Regions from separate parts of the Mus musculus genome. Here region 2 is linked to region 1. A link is a contact called in ENCODE Hi-C or POLR2A ChIA-PET data. All regions are on one chromosome and are shown on one strand. Each heading gives the region's core, a stretch centred on a gene start or an enhancer-like site at or near the end of the contact. The rest is flanking DNA. Distances are from core to core; before and after follow the strand shown.

Evidence for each region. Hi-C counts contacts between places; a loop is a spot of excess contacts on that map. ChIA-PET counts read pairs that join two places held with the same protein, here RNA polymerase II (POLR2A).
Region 2: POLR2A ChIA-PET joins it to region 1 with 12 read pairs in Patski. The contact joins the promoter of Lrrc73 here to the promoter of Gtpbp2 in region 1. A Hi-C loop is called at or near these places in 1 of 37 maps with a recorded cell type or tissue (T-helper 1 cell). POLR2A ChIA-PET finds 5 or more read pairs at or near these places in 3 of 5 experiments (Patski and embryonic stem cell).

The regions. Positions count from the first base shown.
Region 1 is chr17:46,159,453-46,162,352 of GRCm38, forward strand. Gtpbp2 (GTP binding protein 2) reads left to right here and starts at 1,580. Exons shown (of 12, transcript NM_019581.3): 1 at 1,580-1,874. The coding sequence starts at 1,689.
Region 2 is chr17:46,252,674-46,255,707 of GRCm38, forward strand. It overlaps Lrrc73 (leucine rich repeat containing 73), which reads left to right and starts at 1,492. Exons shown (of 6, transcript NM_001111142.1): 1 at 1,492-1,943; 2 at 2,506-2,666; 3 at 2,986-3,034. The coding sequence starts at 1,672.

The sequences.
Region 1 (2,900 bases), core at 330-2,829:
GACTGCTGGAAGATCCGTGGATATTTAAAAAATAGTTATCAGTTGAGTGCAGTGGTTTCTGGCTGGTGAGAGAACCCGGCCTGTTTGTGGTGATAATGTGTGGGTGGGGTGGGGATGTCTCTTCCTTTCTATTCCCATCCTTTGAGATGTCTCACTGAATTCTCTAGTCTCCATCTCTAAAAACTTTTTTTTCCTGGCAATCCTGGTCTTAAGCATACAGGATAGCATACAGAAAAGACACCTACTTTCCTTTACTGAAGACCCAGGTAAATGGCTGATCTGCAAGGCTTTTCAACTTTTGGTTCTTTTGGTATATAGCTGGTGTGGAAACTATCCAATGTGGACAGCGACTGCATGCTCAATAGACTCGTCTCCTTCGATGTGGAACTGTGCAGAAGTTATGGACTCAACCAGGTCTGAACTCCTTCAGAGTACACCAGAGGTAAGTGCTCCTACCGTACCGTGGAGAACTTTCAAACTCTGTTCTATTTCTTGGCTATGTGTGAACACCTGGTTGTTTGTGAAGAGAGGGGAATGGACGTACTGTGAGTCATGAGATAGCCACGGCGCTGGAATTTGAACCCTGGCGTCCTGACTCTGTGCCCAGCAATTCTGCTTCTCCATTCTGAGCCTTTGGTGCCCCGTATACTGGTTTATGTCGCTCTGAGAGTTCTGAAGGACAGGAGAGACAGCTTGGCTAGAAAGACAAATCAGCAATCCCCTGGCGTCCTAGGACAAGTTCTATTCCTGGCTACTTTCCCCGCCCCCTGGTGGTTGACGTAACTGGAACCCCAGCTCCGCCCCAAGTAGGGGCCAGGCCCCTCCTCCGGACAAGTTTTAAACCAAATTCTGTTTTCCGGGATTGGCTAAACTTCAAAACAAAGGGGAGGAGAGATACTTGCAGTAGGCACCCTCCAAACCTTAGGCAGCTGGCTGCTTTATGGGTCCTGGACACGTGTCTGGCCACTGCGGTGCCTGGGGCTGCTAAAACCAACCCCCGGATTGTGCCACCCAAGTAATAAAACAGTGACTATATTGCAAGGGTGGCATAATCATCGTCACAATAACAGCTCTAATTATGCTATAACTACCATCTGCCTCCGCCCTAGCTTTTGCCCTGACTCACTCGACAGCACTCCAGCCGTCAGGAAAGAAACTGAGGCAGAGGTGGAGCCAGCAGGCTGTCAGATCCAACCTCCCCGATTTTTAACTTGTTGTCTGGGGTCAGCGCCGAAAGGTCAAACCCAGTTCAATTCTGATATAAGCCCTTCACCTCCGGTTACTGTCCCTAATCTCAGGCCACAAAGCCTTCCTACTGCCCCTAGAAGAGAAGCCGCTGGCAGTACGGGAAACTGGGTGCCGACTACAACTCCCCTTAGTCTTTGCGCTCAAGGCGCGCTTGCTGCCCTCGCCCCCGAAGCCACCTGTGACTCTCGCATAGCGATGCCTCTTGGGAATTGTAGTTCGAACTCGCATTCTTTAGCACTAAATCTCATAGCTGCGGACTCAGTATCCCTTGATGCCCTGCGGCTTTTTCTGACGCGACTAGGAGGACAGGGAAGGCAGGGGCGTGGCCTACAGTGGGCCACACCCCGCTCTCCTCCGGCTGGCCCGACTCGGCGGTGGCAGTAGGGGCGGCGGCAGTGGCGGGGGGGAGGGGTCGGGCGGGGGGCTGGTGGCAGCGGCGGATGGACTCGCGGGTATCGGAGCTGTTCGGCGGCTGCTGCCGGCCCGGAGGAGGCCCGGCCATGGGTGGAAACCTCAAAGCTCGGGGGGCCGGCGGTAGCAGCAGTTGCGGGGGCCCAAAGGGGAAGAAGAAGAACGGAAGGAACAGAGGAGGTAAAGCCAACAACCCTCCGTACCTGCCCCCAGAGGTGAGCACCTGAAAAGTGGCGGAGCCATGGGGAACTACTCTTCCGGTCCCCGAGACTCCAAGGAGGCGGGAGAGAGAAAATCAATCCCCCTTTCCGGTGTCAAGACCCAAGGGAGGAAGGACCGGGGAAGAGAACCCCTCCTCCTGTTCCAAGACCCCTACAAAGCGGGATCGTCAAGACTGGACGATCCTTTTCAGTGTCAGGACCTCGGGAAGGGACTGCCCCTTTCACCTCCATAACCTTTGGATTAGTGGGAACCGGGGATCCTTTCCTCTTGAGAAGAGCAGAGGATGTCTGAACCCCTACTTACTCTGGGAGTGGGGAAGGAACACTGTACTGGGAAAAGAGGGCAGGCAGAGTAACCAACGTTTTTCTAAACTTAATCCACAGGGAGAAGGGGAGTAGCCGGGACAAGAGCAATGTGTTCCTTCCCTATTCTTCAGTACCCACACACATTAAACCAGAGAACAGTTAGACGTAGCCCTCTGCCCTTTCCTTGTCCTGTGGGGCTGTGGACACAGAGAAGAGTCCGCACGAACCCGCTCTGGGAGTCCTCAAGGCAGAGAAGACTACTTTCCTTCCTCTTAAAATAGGAGAACCCAGTCGGGAGCTAGTGGGCTCGCCTTTAAGTCCCATCACTCTGGAGAGATGGCTCAGCGATTAAGAGCACTGTCTGTTCTTCCAAAGGACCCCCAGTTCAGTTCCCAGCACCCACATAGCTGCTCACAACGGTCTGCAACTCCAGTTCCAGGAAGTCTGATGCCCTCACACACATACATGCAGACAGAACACCAATGCACGTAAAATAAAAATAATGTAAAAAAAAAAAAAATCCCATCACTTGGGAGTCAGAGGCAGGGGGATCTCTGAGTTCAAGGCCAGCCTGGTCTACAGAGCAAGTTACAGGATAGCCATGGCTCCACAAAGAAACCTTGTTTTGAAAAACAAAGATGGGAGAACCCAAGGTGGGAAGAGCTTCAATGGGTGATTATGACTTTTAAGTGTGCACCAGAGTGATTCAGGTTG
Region 2 (3,034 bases), core at 242-2,741, 93 kb after region 1:
CTTTCCCCTTGCAAAGACAAGGAATCAGTAGCTCAGTTCTCAGCATCCGTGGTGGGTGGGTCAGGGTTTCCTAACTTTAGCGCCCTCTTCTGGATTCTGCAGGCACCGGCAAACCTGAAGTGGTTAAATACAGTTAATAGGAGTAGGGCTGGGTGTTTTATTTTTTTATTTTCCCCCTGCCTGTGAGGTATAGGGGTGGGATAAGGTCCCCCTGTGTAGCTCTGCCTTTCCTGGAACTCACCAGGTAGACCAGAGATCCATCCATCAGCCTCTCCACAAAAACTGAGATTAAAGGCACGTGTCTAGGTCTGGCTCACTTTTGTTTTCGTTTTTTTGAGACAGGGTTTCTCAGTGCAGCCCTTGCTGTCCTGGAAACTCACTCTGTAGACCAAGCTAGCTCGGAACTCAGTGACCCACCTGCCTCTGCCTCCTGAGTGCTGGGATTGAAGGTGCCACCACACCCTCTGACTCGCTTTTTTTTTTTTTTTTTTTAAAGAATGGCACTTCCTCTGCCTACTCTACTGTCCTGTTGCACTAATGAAGCCCCCACTGCAATCAGAGATAAAACTCAGCTTCACTGTGGCGGCTTTACACGCCCCCACCCACCCCGATTCCCCACGGCTCTGGGATGAACTGACACCCTTTGATTTGGGCAACCCCACTTTCCTGTTTGGTATGTTCAAAGGTGGTAGCCAGGGGCGGTGGTGGCACACGCACTTGGGAGGCAGAGGCAGGCAGATTTCTGAGTTCGAGGCCAGCCTGGTTTACAAAGTGAGTTCCAGGACAGCTGTATAGAGAAACCCTGTCTCGAAAAAAAACCAAAGGTGGTTCATCTGCCCTAACCTAGGGATCCTGCCCCGTGCCACCATATTGACCAGGAAGTCCCTGTGGACTGGAATCCCCACGCATGCTTCGCCTCGCGTTACTGGGGGGCGGGGCGCGAACGGATTACAGAGCCAATGGACTTCAAGCAGGACTGATTGCGGGGTCTTGGCGAGTCTCCGGATTTAGACCTTAAGAATGGAGAAGCACCAGAGAATAAGTAAAAAGAGAACGAAGTGACATCAAAAGCGGTCTGAGCGTGACTTGCCTCCACCCTCCCCACGTGAAACTGCATCCTTCTACTTACTTCCCGCGTTGTTCGGCCCTCAGATCCTAGTTCTTTGCCCTAAGACACGCAACGCGAGCCAGCCGCGTGGTCCATGCAGGGACGGGGGGCGGGGCGAGGGCCAGTGACGCAACCGTTGCCATAGGAACTCGCCGCCTGCTCCGGCGCAGCAGCTGAAGCTGAGCTTCATCCCGCCCCGGCTGTCCCCGAGAGCCGTGCTGCCGGGCCCCGGGCCCGCAGAGCGGGCGCGGCCTCCTAAGCCGCGAGGGAGAGGACCAGCGCGGGGTGGCTGCAGCTCTGTCCCCGGCCGCCCCCGCCCCCGCCTCCCGCCGCTTCTCTTCCGCGCCTCCGCACCCAGGCCCGCGCCTGCTTTCGATCCCGCCGCGGCCGCCGTTGCCTCCGCTTCCGACTCAGCCTCTGCTGCCTCCGCCTCCGCCTCTGCCTCCGCTCCGGCCGCGACCCCAACCGGGACCGCGACCTGAATCCCCGCCCCGCCCCCGGGCCAACTTCTGCCCAGGCCGGGACACCGGCGGCAGCCCCCCCGAGGCCCAGCCGTGGGGACCATGCTGCCTAGCTCCATCCAGATTTCGGGGGAGCCGCTGTCAGGCGCCGAGGTGCGGGACATCTGCCGCGGCCTGCGCGACAACGCGGTGCGCCTGCTCTCGCTGCGCGGCTGTCGCCTGTGCGACCGCGACTTCGGCCGCATCTGCCGGGCCCTAGCTGGAGCCACGTCCCTGGCGCAGCTCAACCTTAACCTGGGCGTCGTGTCTAGCCCCAGCCGCATCAAGCAGCTGGCAGAAGCGCTACGGACCAACCGCTCCATCCAGTCCCTCTTGTGAGTGTGTCCCCTCGCAAGGGGGTCCCGGCCACTGCACCCCTCTACACACCCTCTACCACCTCCTGTGTCTCCACATTACCTTTCCAGTACCTGTTTTCCCACCGCCCTACCTTCGCAACCTCTAATGCACATCTCGTCTCTGGGTCCACCACACCCTCCCAGAAACGAGCATCAGTTCTAGACTTTGCTCCACATGCCAACCTTCAAAGAGCCCTGCCTAGTAGGGAATGCTGCCCTCCCCACCCCACCCCAACCCCAAGTTACTTCATTGTGAAGGCCCTCGTTTCTGAGGAAGGGTCACCTCCCGTGGAGACTACCCGCTGAAGGAAGGATCTCAGAGGAGAATGAGCATGTGTGCCGGCTCCGCAGCCACTAGCCACACACCCCTCCCTGTGCAATGTTCTCATCAGTACCTGCCCCAGAAGCCAAATTCCCTTCCCATCGTATCCCTTCAAATCTAGGATTTCCATTCTTCCTTCCCATTCTTGTCTCGGGGAGGGGCAACTTTCCCAAATAGATAAGGCTGGTTATACATAATTAATCTCATCTCAACCTTCAGCCTACATGGGAGCCCACTGACAGATGCGGGACTGGCCTTGCTGAACCCAGCCCTGGCTCTCCACCCTGCCCTTGTGGCTCTTGACCTGGGGGACTGCATGTTGGGTGATGAAGCCATCAACCTCATCTGTGGCCTACTCCCTCCAGACGGGGCCAAGTCTGGTGAGCAGGGCCCTACTGAGTGCATGGGCTAGTGTGACTGATGTAGGCTAAATGCCGAGAAGGGGGTGTGGCCCAGTGCCGAGAGCCGGGAGGGTGCAGTAAGAATGCCTTTTTACCCTTCTCAGGAAGGGAGATGCTTAGAAACTGAGCAGAGTGGAAACTGATCCAGGCAGGGGAGGCGTGAGTAGGTCCCTAACTGCTCTAGACTGCTGTGGTTGGGGGCAGAGTGGCTCCCTGCCACTAGGGTTACCCTATAGACAACAGGGTCGAGAAGGACCTCACCTTACCCATCCTGGATTCTCACTATGCTGCTGCTTAGGTCTGAAGGAGCTAACACTGAGCGCCAACCCTGGCATCACCCCCAAGGG